Linked DNA regions of Mus musculus: regions 1 and 2 are each linked to region 3. The links are chromatin loops, found by intact Hi-C in ENCODE. Cell type or tissue: heart. All regions are shown on one strand. Each heading gives the region's core, and the rest is flanking DNA. Links, peaks and the distances in the headings are about the cores only.

Evidence for each region. A loop is a pair of places that touch in the nucleus more often than their neighbours do. Peaks named below come from ENCODE experiments on the same cell type or tissue, not always from the same donor. Only the 100,000 strongest peaks of a DNase experiment are listed, where the experiment ranks them.
Region 1: a loop joins it to region 3, with 10 times the contacts of the local background. A loop is called at or near these places in 41 of 42 quality-filtered maps.
Region 2: a loop joins it to region 3, with 2.4 times the contacts of the local background. A loop is called at or near these places in 5 of 42 quality-filtered maps.

What each region holds. Positions count from the first base shown.
Region 1 is chr1:181,886,202-181,891,641 of GRCm38, reverse strand. It overlaps Gm33669 (a long non-coding RNA gene), which reads right to left. Exons shown (of 4, transcript XR_865801.2): 4 at 4,931-5,440. Among named protein-coding and RNA genes, the nearest start is that of Gm33669, 10 kb to the right of the region's middle. In heart, for the core only: no CTCF peak of the experiment used is centred there; a DNase peak (open chromatin) is centred at 2,651.
Region 2 is chr1:181,968,356-181,973,795 of GRCm38, reverse strand. All of the region lies in intron 1 of Enah (ENAH actin regulator), which reads left to right. Among named protein-coding and RNA genes, the nearest start is that of Enah, 49 kb to the left of the region's middle. In heart, for the core only: a CTCF peak has its summit at 2,617; no DNase peak of the experiment used is centred there; H3K4me3 peaks cover 265 bases; H3K27ac peaks cover 903 bases.
Region 3 is chr1:182,113,238-182,118,677 of GRCm38, reverse strand. It overlaps Gm33725 (a long non-coding RNA gene), which reads left to right. Exons shown (of 3, transcript XR_373761.4): 2 at 3,051-3,192. It overlaps Gm39719 (a long non-coding RNA gene), which reads right to left. Exons shown (of 4, transcript XR_865804.2): 4 at 5,037-5,108. Among named protein-coding and RNA genes, the nearest start is that of Srp9, 8.8 kb to the left of the region's middle. In heart, for the core only: CTCF peaks have their summits at 3,057 and 3,260 (motif pointing right); no DNase peak of the experiment used is centred there.

The DNA.
Region 1 (5,440 bases), core at 1,602-4,101, 230 kb after region 3:
GTCATTTTGCTTAAATCACTTGAAGTGGGAAGATTCACCTTTAATCTGGGACATACCTTCTGCTGGCAGCCTATATAAAAGACATAGAAGGTTACTTTCTCCTCCCTGCCTGCTTGCTCTCAACCTCACTAGCAAGTTCATTCCTTCACTGGCATCAGAGCCTATTTTGGAATTCTGGTGAACCTTCTGCTCATAGGCAGCCATTGATGGAACACAGCCTGTAAGCCATTCTATTAAGTCTGTGTGTGTGAGTGTGTGTGTAGATTCATTCTATAAATTGTTACTCTAGAGAACCCTGACCAACACAAACCTTAAAATTGAAACGCCCCACCAGAATTATAACCCATAAGGCCTGCCTTACAGTGGTCCACTTCTTCCAGTAAGGCCCTACTTCCTGAAGGTTCCACAACTTCTCAAAACAACCAGCACTAACTGGGGGCCAAGGGTTGATACCCATGAGCCTCTGGGCCGTCTATCCTCTAACCCTAACCCTAACTGTACAGCTATAGCAGCAGTATCTGAAAAGGCCATTGCACGACCCATCCAGAAGCAGATGAGGTCATGTGGATAGCCTAGAAGCAACGGGTCCATCACAGGAATCTGAGCTGAGTTCCAAGAATAGACAGGTAGTCCTCAAGAAGCAATGGTTCCTCTACAGGGAGCAACAGTTTAGGGGGAGGCGGGGGTGTGGGGGAATGTGAAAGTACAGGCTGCTGTGAAATTAAAGCTGAGAGGAGGCGTGGCTGCACCTGTACCCACAGACTTATATCCTGTGAAGCCCCCCCCCCAGACTGCAGGCCCAAGTTCAAGCCCCTCCTCTCTCCTCCTTGAGACATGCCAACACAAGATTGCATATACCCAAGGTGCCTCAAGTTCAGTGTGGCCCTGCCACCTTCCCATCCTTTTCCACTGTCACCCTAGACTCCATTTCTCAGCATCTCTTGGGTTTGCTTCACCTGTCCAGAGATAAGCAAGCTATGGCTCTGCCTCTAAAGGGTCCTCATGATGAGCCCACCCCGTCCAGTCACCTCACACACACACCCAACACCCCACCCCACCCCACCCCACCCAGTTTACTGCCCTCCTCTTACAGTAGCCAGAGCACTGTATGACCAAAACATCCCTGTCTGCTGAAAGCTTTTTGAGGCTCCGGGAGGCCCAGGTGGAAGTCTGAGTTCCTCACTTGCCCATCATCCTGGGGCCAGCAGCTGGAGGAGACAGAGACCATAAGATGCCTGAACAATGTGTTCCCTCCTCACCTCCGCCCCTTCCTCCGCTGCTATGATCCTGACTTGCTCAGGTCTCAGCTGAATCCCTTTGATCTCAAGAATGTAGATCCAGATTTGTTCTGAGGGGTCCTCGTGGCTCTTTCTGGACAGTGAGATGAAATGGGACATGTTTTGGAAACGTTCAGCAAAGACTTTTTCCTCCAACATAAGAGGAAGATCAATGTGGAAAAGCGCTTTGCCCAAACCTCACTCAGTCTTCAGTTCTCTTTCTTGATGACATGTATTTAATTCTCAGAGCCACTGCATCCACTTTGCAACAGGAGAGGAAAGTTAGACTGAGCCAGCAGACTTGACGCTTGACTTTACCAGACCTGCTTGCAACCACCTTCCTCCTCGGCACTTAAAACCAAAGTACCATTGTTTAGGCCATGCCTAGGCAAAGGGTTCCTGTAGGAATCCCTAAAGAGAGAGTGGGAAGCAGGAAAAAGTGAAGATTTTATAGAGGCACCTGTGATTAGAGGTGCAGCGCATTCCCGGAAGTGCTCCCGAAGGGCGTGGGGCAACTGAGAAAGGGCCAGTCCCTTGTGGTGAGACTTGGGGCCAAGTTCTGTTCTCTCACAGCCACTTTGACATGGCACTTCAGCCCCAGGGACACACCCAGAATAACACTTGCCCAAATGATCAGGACACGCCACAATCCAGTCAATTTGACTCTCAAAATTGACCATCATAGGTATGTGATCTTCCCCCGAGCTTCCAAGGACCTTGGGAGCTCCTTTTTTTTTTTTTTTTTTTTTTTTTAGATTTATTTATTATATGTAAGTACACTGTAGCTGTCTTCAGAGGGCGTCAGATCTTGTTACAGATGGTTGTAAGCCACCATGTGGTTGCTGGGATTTGAACTTCAGACCTTCGGAAGAGCAGCCGGGTGCTCTTACCCACTGAGCCATCTCACCAGCCCCTTGGGAGCTCCTTTGAAAGACGTTTTTTTCAGTACCTACAGCTGGATTAAATGCTGAGCCTTCCTCCCGGGAGAGGAGGGAGCTACAATGTGACCATTTTCTTCTGCCTCCTTCTGACCAGAATGAGCCTTGTCCCCATCTCATCTCTGGAGGAAAGCAGAGATCCTGTTTGCTCAGCACCCCAGGAAGTCATTCCCACCTTCCACATCAGTTCTGGCTTTTCGGTGCCTGGTGAGCTGCACTGAGAGCAGATGTTGGGTCTGGGCCTGCGATTAGGCCAGGCTAGCTTGAAAGTCAAGACACAATGCCAGGATAGACCTAGGCAGGCATCAAAAGTGATGGGGGAGAAACCAGTGTTCCTCTGCTTGTCCCTCTCATTGTCTCTAAGAGTGTCACCCAGCTGGCCGGGGCTATCCAAGCTGCAGTGCTCGGGCGCCTCCCAGCGGTAGCTCTAGGCAGCGCGTCTCCTGGCTGTTAGGCAGCGCCCTCTGCTGGCTAATGTCTGTTCCTTCTCTTCTCACACTTGGGCACAGCGCACAGCCATGCATGTTGATGGGTGGACACGGGCTCCAAACCCGAGGATTTGCTAAGGAAAAAATGAGACTTTAAAGCTGGAGAAAGTATGCAGAGACTATGAAGGAAGACTCCATACACTGTTGTCGCTGTGGTGAGGGGAGCCCCGGAGTGTCCAGATTCTAGATGGGCCCTACAGGCCGGCCAACTTCTACAGTCAGATGTTTTACTGGTCAAGATTATGCTGGAAATGTGAAGTGCGTGCTGTGAGCGAAGCGGCAGGTAGGGTCAAAGCAGGAGCCCTTTCTTTGTACATGCCTGCAGTTTGGGGTAGAAGAGAGGTCTCAGGGCTAGGAGCATGGCTAGCCATTGAGCACGGGGAGAGGAACACCGGAGATAGAAAGCAGGAAGATACCCTGGGAGGTAGAAACAGACATCTGAGAGCCGAAGACAGCCAAGGGCAGATCCTGAGCATTAGTGAGCCACAAAAATGAAGACCAGGGAGACAGAGCAGTGTGTTGAAGGCACTGCAGAACTGAAGTGTGGATCTGCCATCCTCTATACCCATGGTAGCCATCAGGGGAACCAATCAGAATGGAGGCTTCAGTCACTAGCTGAGTAGGTGTTTTTGTTTCTTCCTAGCATGTTCCACGTAGTGGAATATGCTGAACTGCAGGAGTCAGCCTACAGCATTCACACAGAGCTTTACCCAAAAGTCTAGGCTCACCAAAGGAAGCCAGAGGACCAAGCATTCATTATCTTTGCACCTGGACAGGTGTCTCCCCTCTGATAGGCCCATGGTGGGACTGGGCCTAGAGACCATCTCATAGCCCACTGCTTAAGGCCTTTGGGTCCACCAGCTAGCAATGGCCTAACACGGTGGGCTCTGAGGGCGAAGGCCATCTCCATGTCCTCTAGACTGGCTCTCCCAGTAACAGGGGAGGACTGAGGGGCCCTGTATCCCCAGTTGACAAGGTGGCTCATGTGTAGTCTCAGCTCTTGTGGCTCATGGCTACAGATGGCTTGAGTGGAGGCATCTGTGCTTAGGAGTTACGTGCAACTTGGGTGGACTCCCAGGCAAAGCTCACAGTGAAAGTGAGCTGGCAGAAGAGCCACTGACTTCCCTAGGTGCCAATGTCAGCCCTGGGCCTCTAGCTCTCTGCCTTGGGTCCAACATGTCACTTACCCAAGAGCTCTCAGTCCCTTCTGACACTGTCCCTCTTCGCTCACTCTCCTGGACACTAGAGAAATTCAGCAGCAAACAGTGGCCTCAGACTTAGGACAGGGCTGCAGCAGGAGGCAGGAGACATTTGTCCTACTTCCTCTGGCTCTGGGGTCCACCTTGCCACTTAGTGGCAGGACAGATGTGATGGTGACATTTTTGCCCTCCAAGCACCCTGCTTGCTCAGGGTTAACCTGGACATGCATCACCTCCCTGTCAGCCTACTATGGGCCTGAGTGGAGTCCACACAACAGTGCGCTCTGCTCTGGCCTTGTCTTTGTTTTGAGGCCAGGACACAATGGACAGTCTGCCAAAAAAAAAAAAAAAAACCAAGCTGGGTATATACATTTCCGCTCATAGAGTGTGTCCCTAGCATGTTAGAAACTCTGAGTTTGATCCCAAACCTCAAGAAGACAGGACATGGTGGAACACACCTTTAATCCTAGCACTCGGGAAGTGGAGGCAGGAAGATCAGAAGTTCAAGGTCACCCAAGGGCATTCAGCAAAGCCTCTCTGCTCCTGTGCCCAGAGTTCCTGATGCCCAGCCTGGGTCTTGAGAATGGCATATCAAAGTATCCTCCACCTCCGCTAAGTAAACTTCTTCCTAGCCTGCCAGATAATCTTTTGCTGGAGCTAGGATCCTCTCTTTGATCTTAGGAGGCCTGGGTATCTAGTGATCTGCTGTGTGCTGATTGCTGGGCTCAGGGAGAGAAATAGTCTTCTACTTATTGTTTGCTTTGCTGTTTTTGTTGTTGTTATTTTGATGTTGTTGTTGTTTTGGTTTGGTTTGGGGTTTTTTTTGTTTGTTTGCTTGTTTGTTTTGTTTTTGTTTTTGTTTTTGAGACAGGGGTTCACTGTGTAGCCTTAGCTCCCTGGACTGGAACTCACTCTGTGCCCCAGGCTATCTTCAAACTCATAGCCACCTGCCTCTGCCTCCCGAGTGCTGGAATTACAGGTGTACACCACCACATCTGCTCCTTCTTTTATTTAGAGTATGTGTGTGAGAGGGAAGGGGAGATGGAGAGAGAATGAGACCATCTGAGGTCAAAAAAGGGCATCAGCATTACAAGCTACTCAGTGTGGGTACTGAGAGCAGAACTCTGGTCCTCTGCAAGAACAGCAAGTGTTCTTAACCACTGAGCCCTCTCTTCAGCTCCAGACGGTGGTCTTTTGATAGTGATGTACAGCTTATTTGTCCTGAGAGCACAGACAGACACTCAAAGCCAGAGAGCCCCCTTCTCACCAGTCATGTGTCCTCTCTTCAATGCTGCTCTGTCTCTGGTCTTCAGCCAGAATATCTGACAATCCCATGGCTACCGAGGAACATTTACATCCAGGGGCCAAATGTCCCCACATGGCTGTTAGGACAACAACCTCTTTAGTCTATCGTATGTGGCTGGGGTCCCACGGAGCCCATTGCTTAGATGAGCCAAAGTGTCCATGAAGTGCAAGGTAACTGGAGGCTTTGTCCCAAAGTTGTTCTCCATTGGTGTGCTGCCATCACACCTGTAAGC
Region 2 (5,440 bases), core at 1,602-4,101, 140 kb after region 3:
TATATATATATCCTATTACTTGGGACTTTGACACAGTAGGAATATGAGTTAGTAAAGAGCAAAACTTTAAAACAGGTAGATTACATCACCTTTAAGGTGTAATGTCATGAAGAGCAGTTGTTTTATTTCTGTACTTTTAATTACAAAATCAAAAAAATTTACAAAATCAATATGTTAACTGCAGAAAATATTGGGAGTATAGATCTCAATTCTTCCTTTTCTACACAGAATTAAAGCCATTCATTATTCTGGCTTCTACAGATACTACTAAAGTGATTTAGTGTTTGTATTATATACATGTATATACACATGCACACATACATATATTTAAGTGTATCATTTATATGTTTTATGTATACATTTATGAATAGGGTCATAATTTTTTTTTCTGGTTTTGTCTGTTTGAGATAGGGTGTCATTTAGCCGAGGCTAACCTCAGATTTACTGTGTAGCTGAACATAATCTTAATCTCCCGAACCTCCTGCTTCTACCTTCCAAGGGCTGGGACTAAGTACATGAGCCACTATAGTCCTATTTCTAGAGGATCTGATACCCTTTAGCCTATGTAGATACCAGCATATACATAAACATGGCAGATACACAGGGACAGCAACAATAAAAACTCTTGTTTAAAAACAAAATAGACACATCTTGTTTGGAAAGTGTTGACTATGGGCCTTCTACAGAGCGATGCTGGAGGTTAGAAGGCTGTTTTGTGAGCTCTTATAAGAATCCAGGGAGGAAATAGTCCACTAAAGTGGTGGCAGTGGAACCCTATAGAGGCAGCGTGGAAGAGATCTGGGTGCTGGTGACTAATGGGAGATAACTGCACGGGAACAGAGTGGGGAACTTAGATTTCTATCTGGGGAAGAGATATAGGTATATTTCATCTCGAAAGGGAAATAGGGAGAAAGGAGCAGTTAGGCTAAGGGCGTAAGTTGGGTAGGAAAATGTGTAATGCCTCAAAAGTACTTGTGTATAAGTACACAGCAAGTAGTTATCTGTAGCTTTTGAGCACAGGAGAAAAATGTCGACTGGAAATACTGTCTGCTGCAGGTGTTAGCTTGAAACCTTGACTATGGCTGTCTTTAAGCCTTAGTGGTAGATGTCTTTGGGCTTTAATGTGAAGCCATAATCAACACAATACTTACCAAATCTTGATCACTGTCGTCTTTACTGTTTCTTCCATCAGTTTAATTTTTTTAATTGTATGTGTGCGGGTTCACATGTAAACATGGATCCATATACCATAGAGTGCTTGTGCTGGCTGAAGAACAGCTTTCTGGGGTTGGATCTTTCCTTCCTTTTAATACAGGTTTAGGGGTCAGACTCCATTCTCTACACTCAGAAGTCAAGTACCTTCACACTGTCCCTCAAGTTGAAAGTTTTACTGGAGTGAATATAAGAAATGAAGCATGCATCTCCTTGGTCTTTTGTTTTATGAAGATGAAGATACACAATTACTTTGTCATTTTTTTATTGTAACTGTTGCAGTTTCATTTATGTTTGCCAAGTATCCTGACTGGAAGCAACATAGGGAAGGAAAGGGTCAATTTACAGTTCTGAGTTTCAGTCCATCATTAGGGGAAGCCAGGGGTGGAATTCAAGCCACTCAGCACGTTATCTATGTACCACATAAGCAGCGCTCCCAGGCTTCCTGCTCACCGCTCATCTAGCTTTCTTTATTCTTACACTGCTCAGAGCCCAGATCCTCTAGAAATAGGACTATACCTAGAGTTGTATGAGAACCTCAGCTGAAGAATTACCTCAACAATGGCTTGTGGCCATGTCTGTTAGGAATTGTCTTGATTGCTGATTGATATCGGAGGGTACACCTCTCTGTGGGTGGCACCATTTTGGCAGGTAGATCTGAGCTGCATAAAAAAACTAGCTGTGGGGCCTCAAAAGACAGCTTGTGGTTAAGATGGTCTGCCGCTCGTGCAGAAGATCTGGACTCAGTTGCCATTGGGTGGCTCCCCAGTTACAGGGGATCTGACGTCCTCCCCTTCTGGCCCCTGTGGGCACCAGGCACACAATACACATGATAAACATACAGACATCCAGACAAAATTCCCATACACAATAAAGTTAGAAAGGAGAAAGAGATGGGGTTTGGGGGAGGGAGAGAGGGAGCAGGGAAGGGAAAGAGGGAGCCGAGAGGGAGAGAGAGAAAGCTGATCCATCAAGTAAGCAAGGCAGAGACGGAGCCAGCAAGCAATGTTCCTCCATGGTTCTTGTGCTAGGTTCCTGCCCTGATTTCCTTCAGTCATGGGTTTGGTCTGGCAGTGTAAGATGAAGTGACCCCTCTCCTCCTCCAGCTGCTTTTAGTTGTGGACACCTTTGTTTGCCGTTTCAGTTGACTTCAGTTTTTTAGAAGATTGTTTCTTTTACATCTATGGGCATTTAGTTGCCTCTGAGGCCAGAAAAGGTAGAATCCCTTGGAAGTGAAGTTAGGAGCTACACAGTATGAATTGAGGATGGGGGTGAGGGGGGTGGAGAGAGAGAGAGAGAGAGAGACTGTAGTTATTTACTTAGTGTGCATGCATGCTGTATCTGTTTATACACCCGGACTCCAGAAAAGGGCACCAGATCCTAGTACACATGGTCCTGAGCCACCTTGTGATTGCTGGGAATTGAGCACGGTACCACTGAAAGAGCAGCAGACAGTGCTCTTAGTCTCTGAACCATCTTTCCAGCCCATGTAACACAGAGTTTTAAAAAGAAAGGAAAATGAACTTAAAGATAGTGCAATACAAGTTTTAAACAAATGCGGCTTCTCCATAAAATTTATTATATTTTCTCCCTATTTAAAGCTAATATGCATATGGTAAATTATACACAACAGAAAGTTTGCCATCTTAACCACTTTAGACTGTAGAATTTGGTGGCATTGGTTAAATTACCTTATTGTACAACGAGCATCAGCATTCACCACAGAACCTTTTCATCCTTGACACAAACGCTCCACGAAGGGCAAGTATTCCCTGCCATTCAGATGGCCCAGCCTGTAAGGCCCGTATATGGAGGAAGCCAACTGTGGAAAGTAGTCCTTTGATCTCTTACAGGAAGTCTGTGATATGCACCCCTTACCGAATGAATGCAATTAAAAGCCACCATTCTTTTCCTTCTTTCCCCAGCCCCTGGCAGCCACCATACTGCTTTATGCCTCTGACTTTATGTGTTTTGGGAACCCATTGTAAATGGAATCATATAGTATTTGTCCCTTTGATCCCCGCTTGTTTCGTATAGTATAATGTCCTCAAGGTTCACCCGAGATACAGCATTACAACAAAATTTATTTTCTTTTAAAGGCTTGAATAAACCGTTGTATGTATGTATCACCTTTTGGTTCTCTGCTCATCTCTATTTGAGGTATTTGTTTTTGAACAAAGCTGCTGTGAATTGGCTATGTAAATATCTATTTGAGTCCCTCTTTTGGGACTCATCATCTGTCTCATATAAATGAACACAGATAACTTGGTTTGATTTTTCATGAAAAACAGCTGAGGAGACTCTTAATTTAACAATACAAATTAAAGATATGTGACTAGTTTACCTATATATTCTACTTTAGCCTTTTTGTGAGATAATAAGTTTATAAAGAGTCTTGTCCCAACAACTGATTTAAGTGCAGCATTTGGTAGCTGGCTCATTTATGGTAGTTATAAAACAAGATAAATGGCTATATTGGCGTTTACTGTGTGTTGGCCTTTTACATTTCCTACAATAGTTTTGGGCTCAGGTTGTAGTGTAAATTGTACAGCTGTAGGAAAGCCACACATAGGAAAATAGTCTGTATTCTAATGTTATGTCTGTCAGCTCTAGCCATCTAAAATTCAATCATGAGTTTAAAGTGTTCTTTTTGCATTTAAATCTTTATAACGAAGCATTTTATTCAGAGTGATAGAATAAATTCCCAGTTAATACAACCATTCAGTAATACATAGATTTTTTTTCTTTTTAGATTTATATATTTATTTTTATGGTATGAGCCTTCATGTGGTTGTTGAGAATTGTATTTAGGATCTCTGCTCGCTCCGGTCAACTCTGCTCGTTGAGTCCCTGCTCACTCTGAGTCAAAGATGTACTTATTATTATATATAAGTACACTGTAGCCATCTTCATACACACCAAAAGAGAATGACAGATTTCATTACAGATGGTTGTGAGCCACCATGTGGTTGCTGGGATTTGAACTCAGGACCTTTGGAAGAGCAGCCAGTGCTCTTGCCTGCTGAGCCATCTTGCCAGCCCAATACATAGTAGGTCTTTAGTTAGGGTAGTAGATGTAACCACAGTCATACACTTCTCAATTTTTTGTTGTTTTTCACTTGTTCAGAGGGTCTTCTGTGGTTTTAAGTTAGAATTTTATCTTAACTTTTCTAGTCACTACTTTTCTATAATGAACTGGTCAAAATATCTTTGAAAAAAATAGGTAGCCATATCCTTCTACTCGCCTAGTAGATTTAAAGGTCACATTTGTGTTCTTTAGATTTTCATCACTGTGACAGAATACCTGACACAAACAGAATGGTTTATGTTTCAGAGTTTTAATCTAAGTTTATATTTTAGAGATTTAATTCCAAGGTCACCGAGCTCCATTGATTCTGGGCCAGGGCACAGTGAGGCAGGGCATCACAGTGAAAGCATGTCATGAAGAAAAATTACTTTGTGACCAACAGGAAGCTGAGACAGGCAGGACACAAAATTTACCCATTTTAAAGGCACCCTCCAGTGACTGTTTTGTAGTTCCCACTAATGCCATCAATTTACACATCCACCGCCAGATTAAACCATTAAAAAGGGAATCCTCGTGGTCTCAGACTGAATGAGTGGGAAAGCAGGCGAGCTGAGTATTTTCCTAAGTGGGTCTTCTCCCACTCCCTCAGACAGTTGTGGTCCCACCTTCTATGCTTCTTCCTCTGTAATAAATGCAGCAAACCACGAGGAAAAGAAGTCTTTTCCAGTTGCTTTGGTCATGTATTTTGCCACAGCGATAAAAATAGGTTTTTGTTTTGTTTTTTTTTTTTAAGTTGAAAGGTTTCAGGAGAAATCTGCTGTGTTTCTGTCCTGAGGGGCTTGCTCTCCGGCCGGGTAGGTCTTCCTCAGGATGTGCCCCATGAGGCCGTCACATCCTGTTCACGGTCAGTCTCACTCGCTACCTTACTGCTGTTGCCTCCTTCTGATAGATAGGTTTTCATTTTCTCTCCATGAACGCTTAAAAATTCCATCCCAGTTTCTCCTTAATTGTGGTTCTAAGAATAGAATATTGTATATATTCCTTAGTTTTATATTTTCTCTCTAGGCATGCTGTTGACAATAGCAGGTTCTTTTTATTGACTTGTATTTACTGAATTTTACGGATCCTGTACTTGAGTGCCAGTAAGAATGATTTCAGGTGGGTATTGTGTGTGGTACAGGCTGCTTATCCAGGCAGTCG
Region 3 (5,440 bases), core at 1,752-4,251:
GGAAATTCATTCACTTCAGACTATTTCTAGACTGAAGTCACTACTTATCTGTAGTTATGGCCCCTCGTTATGCCCTTACTCTTGCTATTATACTGAGGATGGGGCTTTCCTCCGTCTTCACAGTTAATATCGTCACAAATCTTACCTGCATCCGGAAATCACATTACAGTGTTCTATAATGAGGAGAGCTTGGGGGGCCGCTTCTAAAAACTTTACAAGAAACATTGGGCCAGGACACGGAAGTAGGCTCCAGGCAAGAATTTGACTTTAGGTTAAGACCAGGAAATAGTCTCAGATAAGAATATTAACATTGGGCTAATACAAAGCTCAAGGTAACCTCAGCAGAAGAATGTGGCATTTCTGTTATCTTGGACATTCAGATAAGCCACTGGAAACATTGATCAAGGGACTTTGTTTATTGTCTTGTTTGTCCCTTGACTATTTGTGTTTATTGCCTTGTTTGTTCCTTAACCTAGAACTGACCATATTATTTGCACGTGCTTAAAATGGTATAAAAGCAGACTGGGCAAAATTAAACCTGCTTCAGCCTCAGAACAGGCTGGGTCATGCTACAGTGTTGTCTAGTGGTCATATTTGCGTTTTGATCCTCGTTCCCTCCCCGGAGAATCCGTCGACTGACTGAGCTGGCTTGGTCATTATAAGATGGTCATTTCTGTTCCAGAGTTTTGTTTTGCCCTCAGGGAAAATTGCCCTGGCTCCATGGTAGCCTTCCCTGCCTCCCTTAGGCATTGGAATCCCAAGGTAGCAGCCATTAGTTTTACCTACTGTGCTCTAGGATGCCTGGATTAGTACTGAGTCTAGACCTCTTCTCTGAACTGCCAGGTCCTGGGCTAACCCCAGACTTGAATTTGAGAGATTAAAACAGTTTTTCAGTAAATCATAATAATGTCTAAGCAATAGATGTAATACCTGATTCCTTCCGACTTAGGAGCGTTGGCAGATTATTGTCACTCATACCCTGTGATTGACAGCCAGGAATTCTGTAACTTCAAGTCTCGTTCTTCTTACAGACCAGTCATTGTGCTGAGCAGAATGTTTTAAGGCTAATGGAGTCAAGCTGGAGAGATGGCTCAGGGGCTAAGAGCACTGGCTGCTCTTCCAAAGGCCCTGAGTTCGATTCCCAGCAACCGCTTGGTGGTGAATAACCATCTATAATGAGATCTGGTGCCCTTCTCTAGCCTGCAGTCATATATGCTCTATACCTAATAAATAAATCTTTAAAAAAAAAAGGTTAATGGGGTCAGGAGCAGAGACAAGAAGGCAAGTTTACAAATACCTATGCAAGCTTGCCACAGCAAGGGCCAGAGCATGCTGATTCCTGAGAGCTGGCAGACCCTGGTTTCATCTGCTACTTACCTTTAGTTCTATATCTTTTTTTAAAGATTTATTTATTTATTTAATGTATATGTGCACACTGTAGCTGTCTTCAGACACACCAGAAGAGGGCATCAGATCCCATTACAGATGGTTGTGAGCCACCATGTGGTTGTTGGGAATTGAACTCAGGACCTCTGGAAGAGCAGTCAGTGCTCTTAACCGCTCAGCCGTCTCTCCAGCCCCTGGTTCTATATCTTTTACCCAAAAGTTTCAGTGGCCAGTAAGATGATTATTCTCACTTGTCAACCTGGTGGATCTATAATCACTTGGGAGACAGGCCATGAGGAGGCCTGTGGGAGATTATATTGATGAGGTTAACTGAGGTGGAAGTATTGTGAGCAGCTCCATTCTCTAGGCTGGACTCCCAGACTGTATAAAAAGGATAAAGTGAGCCAGGTGTGATGGCACATACATTTCATGCATTTAATCCCAGCACCAAAGAGACAGAGGCAGACAGATCTCTGTGATTCTGAGGACAGCATGGTCTACATAGTGAGTTCTAGGACAGCCAGGAATATATAGAGAGAGGCACTCTGACTCAAAACAAGCAAACAACAACAACAAAGTGAGCAGGACACACTCATTATTTCCTGCTTTCTGACTGTGGACATGATCTGACCAGCCGCCTCAGACTCTGCCTCATTCATTGTCTTGCTGGCCATGATGGGGCTGACACTGTGAGCCAACCAAAGTCCTTCCTTCCTTCCTTCCTTCCTTCCTTCCTTCCTTCCTTCCTTCCTTCCTTCCTTCCTTAAGTGGCTTTTGTCACGCTATTTTATCTCAGCAACGGGGACAGTAACTAATGGGGACAGTAGCTGGTAAGCGAGAAAAGGAAGGGACTCTGCTCTGTAAAGTGTTGTTGGCAGGGCACCTGGCCACTATGCGTGAGATCCTGAGTTTCACTGCAAAAGGAAGAGAAAAAAACCCTCCAATAGTGTTTTGAATGGAATGACTATTTCTGAGCGCGCTTCTCCTGCTTGAACTTTTGTCCCCCTCTGTTTTCCTTGGTTTGGCTTCTACACACAGGGCAGCAGCTGTTCTGAACTAAGAACAGGTGTGGGTCCTTAAATGAATTCCTCCTCTAATGGGCATCACAATAGTCCCGAGTGTCCCAAGTGCAGCTGGCATGCCAAACATGTGTGGCTATGTTTATTCTCCCGAAATAAATATTTATAGAACCCACTATGTGCCAGCAGCATCAAGGAAGACTTTGTTCTTCTACCTTCCCAGGTTTCATGGACCCAAAGCAAGACAGGCTGGGTAAAACACACCTGCTAAGAGAAGCCAACTAAAAAATCCTGTTTATCCAGAACACTCTTGCCCCAAGGAAGGAGGGAGGGAAACCTGAGGAGGCCCTCCCAGCAGAAGGGCTCAGACCAGCGGAGGGCAGTGCTGTGCAGTAGATCCAAGCCAAGTACTGGCTCAGAATCAGCCCTTCCTGAGGAGACCAGACTCCAAGCTGCAGGAACTCAGCTTAGCTGGAAGGTGTCTGCCATTTGCTTAAAACCCAGGGACTATTGAGTGTGGGTCCTTGGAGATCAGTCTTGAGTGCTTCCCGGGAACCTTTGGGGACACAGACATTCAGATGCTGTGCTGTCTCCACACTTTACCTTCTTAGACACCCAAACAATCCTGACACTTCTTTTCACCAGAAAAGCTTGGCCAGGAATTTCCAATCCAGTGTTACTTATTGAGCTCCTGGGTGCCTCTTCCTGGGTCTGCCAACCAAGTGGATGAGCTTCAGAGAGTCCAGAGAAGCACACGAGATGTTTACACGCTAATAAGAGAGCACAGGTAGGTGAGGAGGTCGGTCAAATTTACCTGGAAATGGAAATGTGCACTGATGGAGCCCTTCCACAAGGGGGCACACAACACTCAGGGTTCCACAGAAGTCTTCCGGCCCCTGCCTGACCAGGTAACTCAGTCAGGACAAGACAACCTAACCTATCAGTGTATACTCAAAATATGTCCAAAGGGTTGGGAGAAGTGTGTGCTCTGGGACGCCACCAAGGCTAATCTCCAATGGCCCAAATTCAATAGTCCCTGGAATTTCTGTCTTTATTGGTTGTTTTTTTGTTGTGGTGGTGGTGGTAGTGGTGGGCTATTTGTATGTTTAGGTTTTTGGGTTTTGTTTGATTGTTTAGTTTTGTCTTTTTGGGACAAGTTTTGAAACTTGTGGCAATCCTCCTGTCTCTGCCCTCTGAGTGCTAGGATACCTACCATGATTTTACTTATTTTTATTTTCTAGTACATGAGTAGGTAATTGCTCTATTCCTGAACTATCCTGTCAGCCAGGTCCATCGCTCAGAATCCCTGTCCTGCTGCCTCAAGATCGTATTGGGACTGGGGCAGGGCAACAAGGGCAGGCAGTGCAAGAGCCTGCCGGGCATCCAAGCCCAGGTGCTGGGACGCAGCCTGGGAGTCGACTCAGCCCCACCTCTAAGACACCCGGTGCACCTCTGAGGTCCTGGAGGTGGCCTCCAGCTCTCCTGTGCCCTGCCTCAAGGATGCTGATGTTTTTGTGATTTGAACCACTAATAATCCATTAAGTGAAACAGATTTCAAACAGAACAAACACACCCCAAAAACAACAGGAGAAAAGCCTTGGGGTGTTTGGGTTTGTCTTGTTTGGGAGGGGAGAGGGATATAGGTGTTGGTGCTTTCCCAAGGGTGTTGAGCACAAAGAGTGCCCTGACTGAACCTCGGACACCAGCAAAGCCACCCTTAGGGCCACCTCCTTTGGTACAAGCTGCCGGTGCTGGAGACCAGAGGTCGAAGGCAAAGCACTGAGATTCCCGAGGCTCAGCCCGTAGGTTTCATCTGCATCTTATTAAAATGAAATTCAAATCCCAGTAGCTGGAAGAAAAGGTCGGGATTTGACCCAGTCGGTGACCTCCCCCTGTTCCTCCCTCTTCTTCCCTGGCCCAGGTCCCATCAGAGCCGGGCTCCAATTTCCCCTCTCCCTGGGTAGCCCCGCACTGCTCAGAAACTCCACAGAATGGCTCCATTGTAGGCCACACAAACCAAAATAGCCGCATTTCTGTCCTCTGCCTTAGGGAGCATCACTTAAAACCCCAAAGTCCCAGATGTGGACGACAATGGAAGTTGTTGTTGCAAATTAACTATCCTGAAAGTGGTGAGAGGCAGGTAGTCGGAAAGCAGCCAGTGGGGTGGGCTGGGCTGTGGGAGAGGGAACAATTACATAGTCACTCCATTAACCCAATTAGCAAACTCTGGCAGGGATTCCCTCGTCAACAAAGCAGCATGGTAAGGAAGGTGGGAACCGGGACAGGGTGGGGGTACTCTTGGAATGAAGGGGCTAAGAGTAAAACTTCAGTTACCTCTCCCGCTGACGAATGCTATTTCTATCAAATGGTAAATGTTCTGGGTTCTTTTTTTAAACCATGCCCCAGAGCACTGGATGAACAGTGTTCGCTTTAATTAATGAATCAGATGACATCTCCACTCAGCAGCAGGCTCCGCTCAGCTGTGGAAACCCTCTGGGTGGCCTAGAGAACGGGGACTGTGGAGTCCTGATTGCACACAGCTGTCAGCTCATTGGTCATCCAGTCCAAAAGGTCAGGGGACCCCTCCCCAGCATCCTCCTGGTTGCAAGAGCTTTCTTAGGTTTCGAGAAGGGGACCAGCATCGAAGAGTGTGACCGTAGTAATGTTTCTTCTGAGTCCTTTTGTACAGGCTGTGCCAAGGAGCTGGAATTTAGAGGGAAGGACAATGTACGTCGTATGAAATGGTCAATCAGGCTTTCTGATCCAAGCAGGGGTGAGCAAGGACACAGAGCAACAGGTGTCACTAGTGGGTGGGGGCGGGGTGGGGGTCCTGGGAATACCATGATGACCTCACATGCCTAGAATAACCCTCTGGTGAAGAGGCCTTGGAGAGGGCAGTGCGGGCTGGAGCTGTGCTGAGGAAGATCTTCCACCCGCCCGCTTCAAGCCGTGGTGCATGCGGCATGCGACATGGGATATGGGACTCGCCTAGCGGCATACTTAGCAGCATGGATTATGGGGCTGCAGCATGCAGA